Regions from separate parts of the Homo sapiens genome. Here all the other regions are linked to region 2. Evidence: chromatin contacts called from ENCODE Hi-C or POLR2A ChIA-PET data. All regions are on one chromosome and are shown on one strand. Each heading gives the region's core, a stretch centred on a gene start or an enhancer-like site at or near the end of the contact. The rest is flanking DNA. Distances are from core to core; before and after follow the strand shown.

Evidence for each region. Hi-C counts contacts between places; a loop is a spot of excess contacts on that map. ChIA-PET counts read pairs that join two places held with the same protein, here RNA polymerase II (POLR2A). Pooled maps may share reads with other maps.
Region 1: a loop to region 2 is called in a map of mammary epithelial cell, with 10 times the contacts of the local background. The contact joins two enhancer-like sites. A Hi-C loop is called at or near these places in 1 of 168 maps with a recorded cell type or tissue (mammary epithelial cell) and 3 of 50 pooled maps. POLR2A ChIA-PET finds 5 or more read pairs at or near these places in 4 of 52 experiments (A549, AG04450, SK-N-SH and 1 more).
Region 3: a pooled map shows a loop between it and region 2 (2.4-fold over the local background). The contact joins two enhancer-like sites. A Hi-C loop is called at or near these places in 1 of 168 maps with a recorded cell type or tissue (IMR-90) and 3 of 50 pooled maps. POLR2A ChIA-PET finds 5 or more read pairs at or near these places in 2 of 52 experiments (AG04450 and Panc1).

What each region holds. Positions count from the first base shown.
Region 1 is chr1:232,867,184-232,871,452 of GRCh38, reverse strand. The region is part of intron 4 of LOC101927711 (a long non-coding RNA gene); the gene reads right to left. Among named protein-coding and RNA genes, the nearest start is that of MAP10, 64 kb to the right of the region's middle. Within about 2 kb of position 2,337, at least 4 of the 41 ENCODE cell types and tissues checked have a DNase peak (open chromatin) inside an H3K27ac peak, as active enhancers do.
Region 2 is chr1:233,110,775-233,114,990 of GRCh38, reverse strand. The region is part of intron 21 of PCNX2 (pecanex 2); the gene reads left to right. Among named protein-coding and RNA genes, the nearest start is that of NTPCR, 160 kb to the right of the region's middle. RefSeq lists an enhancer at 1-389. Within about 2 kb of position 1,375, at least 28 of the 41 ENCODE cell types and tissues checked have a DNase peak (open chromatin) inside an H3K27ac peak, as active enhancers do.
Region 3 is chr1:232,898,898-232,902,748 of GRCh38, reverse strand. It overlaps a transcript of LOC101927711 not described here. Among named protein-coding and RNA genes, the nearest start is that of NTPCR, 50 kb to the left of the region's middle. Within about 2 kb of position 1,733, at least 6 of the 41 ENCODE cell types and tissues checked have a DNase peak (open chromatin) inside an H3K27ac peak, as active enhancers do.

The sequences.
Region 1 (4,269 bases), core at 1,088-3,587, 240 kb after region 2:
GAGGAACGCGAGCGCACGGCGCAGGACTGGCAGGCAGCTCCACCTGCAGCCCCGGTGCGGGATCCACTGGGTGAAGCCAGCTGGGCTCCTGACTCTGGTGAGGACGTGGAGAGTCTTTATATCTAGCTCAGGGATTGTAAATACACCAATCAGCACCCTGTGTTTAGCTCAAGGTTTGTGAATGCACCAATTGACACTCTGTATCTAGCTGCTCTGGTGGGGCCTTGGAGAACCTGTGTGTCGAAACTCTGTATCTAACTAATCTGATGGGGACATGGAGAATCTTCGTATCTAGCTCAGGGATTGTAAACACACCAATCAGCGCCCTGACAAAACAGGCCACTGGGCTCTACCAGTCAGCAGGATGTGGGTGGGGCCAGATAAGAGAATAAAAGCAGGCTGCCCGAGCCGGCATTGGCAACCCGCTCGGGTCCCCTTATACAATGTGGAAGCTTTGTTCTTTCGCTCTTTGCAATAAATCTTGCTACTGCTCGCTCTTTGGGTCCACGCTGCTTTTATGAGCTGTAACACTCACTGTGAAGATCTGCAGCTTCACTCCTGAGCCCAGTGAGACCACGAGCCCACCGGGAGGAACGAACAACTCCAGACACGCTGCCTTAAGAGCTGTAACACTCACCGCGAAGGTCTGCAGCTTCACTCCTGAGCCAGCGAGACCACGAAGCCACCAGAAGGAAGAAACTCCGAACACATCTGAACATCAGAAGGGACAGACTCCAGACGCGCCACCTTAAGAGCTGTTAACACTCACCGCGAGGGTCCGCGGCTTCATTCTTGAAGTCAGTGAGACCAAGAACCCACCAATTCCGGACACAGAAAGACATATGTCCTCTTTTAAGGCATTTCAATTGATTAAAATCCACCCAAGATAATCTCCCTAATTTAAAGTCAACTGATTAAGGACTTTATTTATATCTGTGAAGTCTCTTCACAGAAGCACCTAGGAGAAAGTGCGTGCATGCTACAGAATGCCTGCGTCTTCCCTTCCACCCTTTATGAGAGAGTATCTGGTATAGCCCACCCCTCTCACATACTGGGAAATTCTGGGGAATGTACCCTAGCCTAGCTGAATTGACAAACCACAAAGCCATCATAACAGCATAACACACACACACACACACACACACACACACACACACACACACCACAATGAAATAAGAAATAGCATAGGCAATGAGACAACCAAATAAATGGAGGCTAGAATAGATGAATATGTATGTGCACACATGTGCATTTGTGATCTAGTTTCCTCTGGCCCTTGATGGACCAGCGGTCCCCTCAGTCTGTGACTGAGATGAAGGACAGAAAGAAGTACTGCTGCTCTGGTCAGTCTCAAAAGACAAAAGATGCCCCCTGAATTCCAGCTTGACCATATGAGATCCTTGCTTCTAGGTAGCAGATGGTTGTCATTTTGTACAACAACAATCAATAAAATATATAGTCAACTATGTTGAAAATGTCCACAATGGTCCCACTGGGCATGGTCTGACCAACCAAGCATGAATTTTTTAAGAAAACTGAGTCTCTTTTTGGTTAGAGCATGTTCACTTTGGGCCAGGGGCAGTGGCTCATGCCTGTAATCCCAGCACTTTGGGAGGCCGAGGCGGGTGGATCACGAGGTCAGGAGTTCAAGACCAGCCTGGCCAAGATGGTGAAACCCCATCTCTACTAAAAATACCAAAATTAGCCAGGCATGATGGCAGGTGCCTATAATCCCAGCTACTCAGGAGGCTGAGGCAGAGAATTGCTTGAACCCGGGAGGCGGAGATTGCAGTAAGCCGAGATTGCACCACAGCACTCCAGCCTGGGCAACAGAGAGAGACTCTGTCTCAAAAAAAAGAAGAAAAAGAGCATGTTCACCTTGATTTTTCTGTCAGGCCAGGATTGGACTGTTTTTCTTCTGTTAATAGGACTCTGCTGTTGATACCAAGCGTTGTTGAAACTCAGCTCATGCTGAAACTCACATCTAAAGACCAACACTGGCTTTCAGGTATTTCATAGAGCATGGCTCCTATTGTGTGATTGAACACCACTGCATTCTTTGAATGAGTAATTCTATCAGGTCATGGATCTCAAATAAAACAGCCAAAAAAGGTGGGGGGTAGAGGAAAGAAACCATGGCTTCTTGGGATAATTATTTCTTTGCACGCATTGAGTATTCTTAGTGAGAAAGTGTGGTGGTCATTACTGCTATGCCTACTCTCGAGTTTTTGAAGCTCACCCTAACCTAATTAAGTGTCTGTTTGCCCTTAGGCCCGGCATGTTCACTAGATGAGGCAACAGCTGCAACACTGCCAGAAACCACGGGAAGGGCGAAATATTTGCTGGTTGCTGCTATTTGAAGCCTTGCCAGAATCAACAATGATGGTCTTAGGCATTATCAGCTCATTTTAAAAATGTATCCTGACAGATGCTGGTATGCTCCTCCTGAGAGGCACACATCAGTTCTCATGGCCCCCAAAGCAGTGGGATGGGGTTGTTCAAAAGTTCAAGTGGGAGAAGGTGTTGGAAACTGATCTATTCCAACTCAGTTAAACAGGGAAGTGTGGAGAGGTTGCATGTTTGGTCTTATTTGGGTAAAGTAGACAAAGCAATGCCCTCGGCCTTCAGTGTACACAGGTGACACCTGTAAGAATTCATTTAAATGCAGGTTTCTAGGGCACACCCAGAGATTTTGACTTAAGTTTTGGGGGACATAGGAACATACTTTTTTGTTTTTTTGAGACGGGGTCTCACTCTGTTGCCAACATCTGCCTTCCGGGTTCAAGTGATTCTCCTGCCTCAGCCTCCTGAGTAGCTAGGACTACAGGCGTGCGCCAGCTAATTTTTGTATTTTTAGTAGAGACGGGGTTTCTCCATGTTGTCCAGCATGGTCTCGATCTCTTGACCTCAGGATCCGCCTGCCTTGGCCTCCCAAAGTGCTGGGATTACAGGCGTGAGCCACTGCGCCCAGCCAGAATATACATTTTTATAAGTGTTTTACAATGTGATTCCAATGAAGGTGGTTTTAAGAGGCACTAGTGTAAAGAAGAGAGTTTAGAATCTTGAACAGAATCTCAAAAAGCTGTTTTAATTTTATATATAGTTTTAAAATTTAGCAAGAGGGGGCAGAACCCATTGAAGCAAGCTATAAAATCTCATTGAAAGGCACAAAACCAGAGCCAAAATGAACTGGGAAGTTTACCTCGTGCCCAATGGGAGAACTTACCATTGAAAAACAATCTCCCTTAATGAATTTGTATTTTGAAGGTAATCTCAATCGGAATGCCAATGCATTTGGTGTTTTCTGGAACTAGTTTGGAGGGGTGGGGAACATGCCTTACCAGATAAAACTATAATAACCCTAATCAAAATAGTAAGGGGTTGACAAAGAAATGGATGATTAGATCAATGAACTAGAACAGAAAGACAAGAAAGAATACCAAGAATATATAATCAATGTGACATTATTTGCAGTGAGAAAAAAGATGTTTAATTGTTTATCTGTCAGGAATAAAATACAGTAGATTTCAATTTCACTCCATGTGCAAAAACAAACCTAAGATAAATGAAAGATCTAAATGCAGCAATTGACCAATAAAAGTATCAGAAAATGTAGGCAAATATTTGTATAACCCTGGGATGAGTAAAACATTCTTACACATGACAGGAAATTCAAGATTTATAAAGAAAATATAGGACATATATAACTATATGAATTTAAAATATTCTGTATAATGAAAGATATCATAGATAATGCCAGAAATCAAATAGTAGGAAAAATTATTGAACACACATATGGCAACCAAACAGTTAATATTCTTCATAGTCAAAGCCTTCTAAATATTGATGCAAAAAGGACAAATAATGCAATAAAAAATTGGCAAACTTTAAAAAACTACTAGGTAAAATTTAAAATTTGTAATAATGTCTGTCACTGTTAAGGTTGTAGAAAAAATTAGTACCTGCTTACGTTGGTGAAGGAGGTACAAACTTTGGCTTCTTGGCAGTATTTGTGTATGTTATAGAAATAACAGTGCCAAAAGACAAAAGGAAAAGAGCTAGATGCTTATTGCAACTTTATATATTGAGTTTCAAGAAAGAAAGAGGGAATAGGGGGACAGGGAAGAAAGTGAGAACTACAAATAAAATCTTAAGCCGCTCAACCAACTGGACAGACCCTCTCTTGGCCAAGGGGACCCCGGAAAAATCTTAAAAACATGATGGGGTGGGAGGTCAGGCAGGCCTCATTAAGCACCTTTCCTTTTGCAG
Region 2 (4,216 bases), core at 126-2,625:
TGTGTGTTTTGCATTGTTTAATCTTCCCCACCTTCTACCAGAGCCGTGAGGGGATGTTTCTTGATCTTCACCATGAGAACCTAGTGGGGTTTCTGGAAGTAAAACCCCTGAAAGTGTAGGCCCTTCCCTAAGACCGTGGTGCCTGTGAGTTTCTTAATCTCATGGTAGGCCACCCTCAGCCTGTATAACTTCATGAAAATTATCATTTAAATGTTCCTAGGAGTTTATGGCCACAGCACCTTTTGCCCCACAGAAGCTAATCTGCATTGTGACTTTCTGGATGCGCCTGTCGCTCCGTAGTCCAGAGTTTTCTGTGACCGCTGCAATATCAGTGATCTGATGGGTTGAGACGAGCCATCAGTTTTCTGTTTATCCAGCTTCTTCTTCTTGTAAAAATAACTTCCAAGCTTTTTACATGCCACAGCAGAAACCAAACGTCTCTGAAGTCTTTCTTTCAAATCACAAGCCATATTTTGTACCTTCTCTGCCCAAAACCCTGTAATGACTCACCACTTCATACAGAGTAAAAGGCAAACCCATGACACTGGCCCAGCACCAACTGGTCTCCGTTCTTGCTCTGACCTCCTCTTCTGTTCTTCCTCATGCCCAACCCAGGTAGACTTGCAGTTCCTCCACTATGCCAGATGTGCTGCCACTGGAGACTCCACGCTCTGTTTCCTTTGTCTTTAAATGTTCCTCCCTTGATATCCACTGGACTCGATCCTTTTTTGAGCCTTTGCTCAGATCTCACCTTTTCAGTCAGGTTTGCCCTGACCCACCCAGTTTCATATTGTAATTTTACCCTACTTCACCGTTCACCCCAGGTTTCCAATCCTTTCACCCTTTTAAGTACTTGCACTACTTTTTACCTTTTTGTCATAGCCGTCATCATCTTATAACACACTTTATAATTGTTTATTATATTATTGTATCTCCCACTATTATTAAGTTCCTTGAAGGAAAAGATCTTTGTCTCTTTTGGTTACTGATAGAACCCCAATTTGCAGAACACAGTCAGGCACAGAGTAGATATGAAATAAAACTCCGGAATGTTGAATATTGCTCTCTTACAATGACTGTTCATTAGCATATCCTAAGTCACTTACAGAGGCTGACTTGAACTCAGTGCTATTCGAGTCTGCACAGGCTCAGGAGTAAAGACTGGTTTGCAGAAGTTCCATGCAGCCACTGCATAGGCAAAACACATTTTCTGGGCTTTCAGGGATACATTTGCACTCTCAGCTGCCACCCAGGATGGTTCAGGGAAAGAATTTCACAAGCTCTGCACTATGCCTGAAAACAAAGAACACACACCTCTAGTGCGTCTGTGTTCCCAGGAAGACCGGAAATGCCTCAGTGGTGAGACCACTGCTGTATTTCTTTCTTTCCTACCTTACACAACATCTTACAAGAGGCAGGCTCGTAATAATTACTCAGCACATATTGACTGAATTCATTTGAGAGCTTCCGAGATGGAAAACTGTTTTTTTGAGAAATAAACTCTTAGCTTGGATGCAGGGGTTGGGTGGCGTTTTATTATTCTAGAGAGATGCTGACTCATAGTGGTGGGGGAAGGGAGTACGGGGAGAAGCAAGGCTTTTAGACTGAGCCTATGGATTACTTAGATTTCCTCCTCTGGCTTCTCAAGGTGTATGTTTTGATTTTCTTGGCTTCTTATGAATCTTGTTCAGCTGTCTAGCTGCTGCCTGCTGTCCTGTTCACAGTGGGGAGTTAGCACAGGGCCAGTAGAGCTGTGAGTTTGTTGCTCTGTGCTGTCTAGTCATCAGAATCCCTCTTGCAAAACCAGGAAGAATAAACCACAATCTGCTTCTAGCTGTAAATCTACCCTGGTGATGACAAGCTGATGTCACCCAACTGGCCAGCTCACTGCGTTGTGACCACAGCCTGTGGCTGCATTCTTAGTGTTGTATTGTGTAATTGCAGGAAAGTGCCTGCACAGAACCTACACATCCCTTAAAGATTTACAGCCTAACACATCCACTTTCTTGTCTTCTCCTCCCTAGGACGGCACCCACACACAAAGAGGATGATTTCCCTTAACTCAAACCATGCAAGTTACTGCAGTTCATCTCATGGGAGGGGCTGAAATACACGCTAGTAACTCCTCTGCCCTTCAGCCTTCAAAGTAAGAGTCAGCTTTTTCTCCCCATTTGGGACATCAAGCCTAGCATGTAAGACTTAAAATTTTTTTCTTCATTTTTGCTTAATTCTCATGCCAAAGTATACTATAATAAATATGTGAATTTAGTTATATTGTTCAAAGATCTACACAGACACATTCATCCCGCTAACACATCAAAGAAGTATTTACGAACGCCCATCTTTTTAAAAAGTTTGCAGCATTCTCTGCTGAAAGAGAGAATTCTCACTGGTTAAATGTTGCAGTCCCTCTGGGCAGTGATGTGCCTTCATTAATAGAGAGAATTGAAGAGCCAGAGCTGGTAAATCTTCTAAGGAGCAGGGAAGTAAGGTGTGCTTAAGGCACAAAGGCTACTTGAGTGGCTTCAGGAATTCAAGACAGGTGACAACTCTAGACTCACTTGCTGAAAGAATTTTGAAAACCTTGCTCATTCAGCACCTAGGAGTGCCCTCTGAAAGGCCCTCCTTAAAGTGCTTCCAGAATAGAGAACTCAATCTGGTGAAGCGCCAGGGAAGCCTTTTCCTTGCAAGGCTGACCACTGGCATGTGCCTTCCTGTGCTGGCTGTAGGCATCTTGTTTTATAGGATGTACATTTGGAACCTGCAGATTTCAATTCTATACCAGGTGCTCATATTTAGGACAAGATCTTCAAGGTCACAGATTTTCCCATTCTTTCTTTCCTTGAACTAGCAGTTTTGGAAGTACTTTGAGTGGTCCAAACCATGGTGTTTCTACCTTAGGTGAAGAAAGGCTATGAATGAGACTGAGATAGTTACTATAAAATTTGAAACATCCAGGGAGGAAGAGAGGATAAATACCTGTCTTATCAGAAAAAGCAGTGGCAATTGCAAAGATGTGACATGTAAATGAGAATCATGAAGTAATCGGAAAAATTCCATTGAACCCAAGCTCCTATAGCCTATGCGCTTGATGAACTGGAACAATACCTGAGGCCTTCAGTCACTTGTTTCACTTTCTGAAAAGCATTAACTGAAATACCTACTATGATCCTACAAATCTTCTAGAAGATAAAAGTAAAACTGTAAATAATACCAGTGCCTGCTGCCAATGACAGTGCATTCTAATGGGGGATGCAGGAGAGACAGACATATAAAAAATAATTTGGGGCTGAGTGTGGTGGCTCACACCTGTAACCCCAGCACTTTGGGAGGCCGAGGTGGGCAGATCGCTTGAGCTCAGGCATTCAAGACCACCCTGGACAACATAGGGAGACTCCATCTCTACAAAAAATTCAAACATTAGCTAAGTGTGGTGGTGCTACTTGGGAGGCTACTTTGGAGGCTGAGGTGGGATGATCGCTTGAACCTGGGAGGTTGAGGCTGCAGTGAGCCATGATTATGCCACTTCACTCCAGCCTGGACAACAGAGCAAGACTCTGTCTCAAAAAATAAAAAATGAAAAATAAATAATTTTGAAACAATCTCATAAGTGCAACCAGTAAAATAACCTGTATTTATGAGTACTTATAATATTCTGGTTCTTGAGCTAAAAATGTACATGGATGACCTCATTCAATCTTCACAATAAATTGCTGAGGTAGGTAGGCACCAGTCTGCTGTGCAGATGAGAAAACTGAGGCTCAGTGGACTGAAACCCATCTCACAACTAATAAGAGGCAGACCTAGCATCAGAACCCGGGTCTGACTCCAGTGCCCATTCTTGCTGCCAAGATTCTGTACGACTTTCCGTGTGATAAAAAATGATATGCCAAATATTTTAAGAGTCTCTAGAAGGAGACAAGTGATCAGGGCAGTGGAGAGAAGGATAACAGGATAATCTTTGAGGGGATGTCACTTTGAACTACTTCTTTATTCCATTTTATTTCTTCTACTGACATATTATTTGTGCCATTTAAAAGTCATTCTCTTATATTAGGAATATAAAAGTTAATTCGTCAGTATCTGCCTTTAAAGGTATATGTGTGGTGTTGTTACACTACACAGAAAGTGGTATATTATTTAAATAATATAAATTTAAATATATATTAAATTTAAATAATATTACGTTTAAATAATATACCACTTTATATGTAGT
Region 3 (3,851 bases), core at 484-2,983, 210 kb after region 2:
AGAAGTTTCCCACTACTCTTGTTGTAGCCCATTGGCTGAAATGCAATCATATAACCACACTAAGCTGTATGGGACAGGAGAGAATTAACTCTGGGTGAAACTGCCATTGCAAAATTATATCTGAGAAGGTGAAAAAGAGATCTGACCTAACCAACTCCATCTTGCTTCTAACCTCCAAGGTGCCCTTATTCATTCCTGGGTGTAGACTCAACTAACTTTGGGAGGAATTTAGTTTATAGTTTATAGCGTAAAACAAAGAAGATAACAGCCCTTTCCCAAAACAAACTCCCTTCTTGGCTCGGGACTAAACTGCCTTTGTAGAACTAACAAATTAGCCAAAAGATTATGGTTTAGGACTCATGCAGCTGGAGACTACAAGATTCTGACCCTTCTCAAATTGTTCCTGGGGATAACATCACTATTGTAAAGCCTCAGATCAGTGCTTGAGATACTTTGCAGATCCTGCACTTGGGGGATCAGCTGGCACCACCCAGGTCAATAAACGGGCTCATCTGATCTTGTGGGACCCTCCCAGGAACTGACTCAGTGTAAGACAGCTTCGACTACCTATGATTTCATCTCTGACCTGACCAGTCAGCACTCCTTACCCACTGGTTGCCCCCTACCCACCAAGTTATTCTTGAAACCGCCAATCCCCGAATGCTCAGGGAGACTGATATGAGTAATAATAAAACTCCCGTCTCCCATACAGCCAGCTCTGTGTGAATTACTCTGTCTCTATGCAATTCATCTGTCTTGATAAATCGGCTATGTCCAGGCAGTGGGCAAAGTGAGCCCGTTGGGCGGTTACATGGGTAGCCATATAGGCCAGGCTAAAATAGACAAGGACAGCTAGCAGGCTCAGCCTTCCCTCCTTGCTGAGGAATCACTGAGACCTCAAGCAAGAAGTGAGAAAGTCCAGTCCAGTCCTTTCAAGATCCTATTTCTCCTCAACCCGGGCCTGTGTCCCAGTGAATCTTCTCTGTGTTCTCTGGGACAAACCTGTCCCTGCAAGTAGGCACTGAAATGATATTTTCCTATATTTTCCAGAGAGAGGGGTGTGGGGGCTGTGGTATTTTTAAGTGACATGTTGCAGCCCCTACTTCACCATTAGAGGCATGCAGATTATAATGGATGGGCTGAGCTGGCTTGAAGGACCCTAGGAAGGGCAGACGCTGGTGACTTCTATTCCTAAATTAGCAGTGTAAAGTCAGTGCAATCCTGCCATTTAAGAGGATTTGCCTTTCTCGGTGCATCTCCCTAAAGTGAAAGCTGCAGGTGCTTATTATCAGGACTTGGCTTCCTGCTTTCGTTCTGTGCATTCTTTCTCTTTGCATAGTTTTAACAGTTGAGAAAGTGACATGGCCTGCTCTGGCATTTGACAGAAAGAGAGCAGATTCTAGGTCAGAGCACTTGAAAACGGCTCTCCCACTTTGCTGAAGCCTTGGGCTGTGACACTTGGCTGGCCCATACAATGAAATATGCCTTAACATCCTGTGAGTTTGATCTTCAATTAGTACCTGTGCATTATGTATCAATTATATGACCTCCTCCTAGCCCTCCCTTAGCTTTCTAGAATTAGCAGGGCAGACCTGGAATTCCACAGGGAACTAAAAAGGACACTGTCGCAAATAAGGAAATAGATCAAATTTCTAAGTTTAGCAGCGACTTCGCCTTCACACAGAGATTCCCAGAACGCCAAGCCTCGGTGCCAGTTTCTGCGGCCCGTGTCCTCTCCTTTGAAGTTCATGTACTACGCATAGCAAGGCTGGCAGCTCACACTATTTGTAGATGGGTGATAGAAACATTACCTATCCCTGCTTCCTTCTTGCTTTCCAACCACGAAATGGGGTGGGCTAGACCTCAGGGAGGCAGCTCCAGGAACTTCACCCCTGGCTCAGTTTCCAGAAATAATTGTAGTGAGCGCCCTAACCCCTCAGGGGCTGCATTCTAAATGGCTCCTAATATGCATGCCTGGGGCACAGATTCAGTCTCCTCCAGGCTGGAGGGGAGTGGAGAGTTCTGAATCCTAGCTCCTGTAAATTGATGTTAAGTTCTGTAAGAAAACCCTTTTTCCTCTCTATAATTTTTACCGGGCAAAGGAAAAACGCCCTAGTCATTCCATAAAGCCTAGATTTCCCCAAGAGATTTAAACTCTGTTTTGTTTGTTTGTTTGTTTTTCAGAGCACAGTTATTATGCTGCTGCATTTCTGTATAGAAATGCCTCACGGATCTATTTCTTGCATTTCCCAGGCTTATATGTTGATTCCCTGAAAACCATATCAAACAACTTTTACTTCAGCTCTTGCCACCAGAATTATTTCTTGGTATGTTAATCAGATTTTCTGAACCCTAAATCACGGCTCATTATCTAATGCATGTTCAGAAAATAAATGACTTAAATTATGACCGACCTTGAAAATCTGGTACATTTAGTTGACAAGTCCCTAGGTCCAGCTAGCCAAGTCCGTGTTTTTGGGTCGTCTGCCCTGTGGCATGAATAATAGCAACATTTATGTGCTTTCTATGTTCCAGGTACTGGGCTAAATGCTTCAAAGACACTCCTCAAAAGGGCTTTGACAGAAATGTTGTTCCTGGCTTGGGAGATGCAGTGCAGAATGGCTTTTCACATGCCATGGCCCATTCCCTTGCCTTCCTCCACCATAATGGAGGAGCAAGGAGAACAGCCTTCCCATCCTTCCTTGCAGCTGGGGATGACCATGTGACAGATTCTGACCAATGAGATACAAGCTGAAGTTTCTTCTCCTCTGGAGAAAATAACAAAGCCTTATTCAGAAGGATTGGTCTTGTCTGCCTTCTACCTGCCTGGAACTCAGACACAAAGCCCAGAGGAGCAGCATGAGGAAGAAAGTTCTTTAGAAAAGGAATTTAGAAAGAACCTGAGTCCTTGATCTCTCTCCTGAGCCATTCCACCAGCCCTGGACTTTAGACCCCCAGACACCTGGTTGTGTGAGATGAATATCATCCTTTTTAGTTAAGTTTGGTAGTTGAATGCTCCGTAACTTACAGCCATGTACTAGCAAATGCATAGCTCTTTGTCATGTAAGTGTCACAGGATCCTTCGGGCGTTGCCTTTCCAACCAGATACCTCTGTGGCCTTTACCCAAGTTTTGCTAGGGCCCACTGGACTCATTCTGCCCACTTAGCTTGGCAGGCTGCACCCAGCTCATGCTACCAGCCCAGATGCCATGCCTGCCAAGGGTGAGCCAGGTGGTGTGGTGCTGCAAGGGGTGTGTGAGTAAATGATCACAGGGTCTGGCCACTGTGCACAGCCAGGCACGTTGGCTGCGGCAGGGAAGGCAGCTCCAGGTGCAGGTGCCTGACTCCCTGAGAGGCTGCAGCTGGACCAGGTGTACCACAAGTGGCTTCCACTGCAGGCACTGGGGAACAGAGTGGCACCCGCAAGCTTGGAGATGCCAGGAACTGCAGAGCCCCAAAGAGGGTATTACAGCCCTGGCTCGGGGAGCTCCTAGGTCTGGGCTCCCCAAGGGGCTGCAGCTCTTCTCTCCTTCTCTCCCTTTTGCCCACAACATGGTGAGCAGGGGGTGTGTTTCAGCCCTGTTGTGTTGTTGTGTTACAGCTCTCTCAGTCCCGCCATTCAGCAGGTCATAAGTTCTTGTCTGACATCCAAGAAGAATGAGGTGTGCAGAGAACTGTACTGTGAGCAAGGTGAAGAAGTGCTTTATTGAATGACAGTACAGCTCTCAGGTGACCCAAAGTGGGTAGCTCCTATCTGCAGGCAGCTCATCCCGACAAGTGTGCAGCCCTCAGCAGAGAAGAGACCTGGAGTGGGTAGCTCCTTTCCTCAGGCAAGTCATCACAATGAGTGC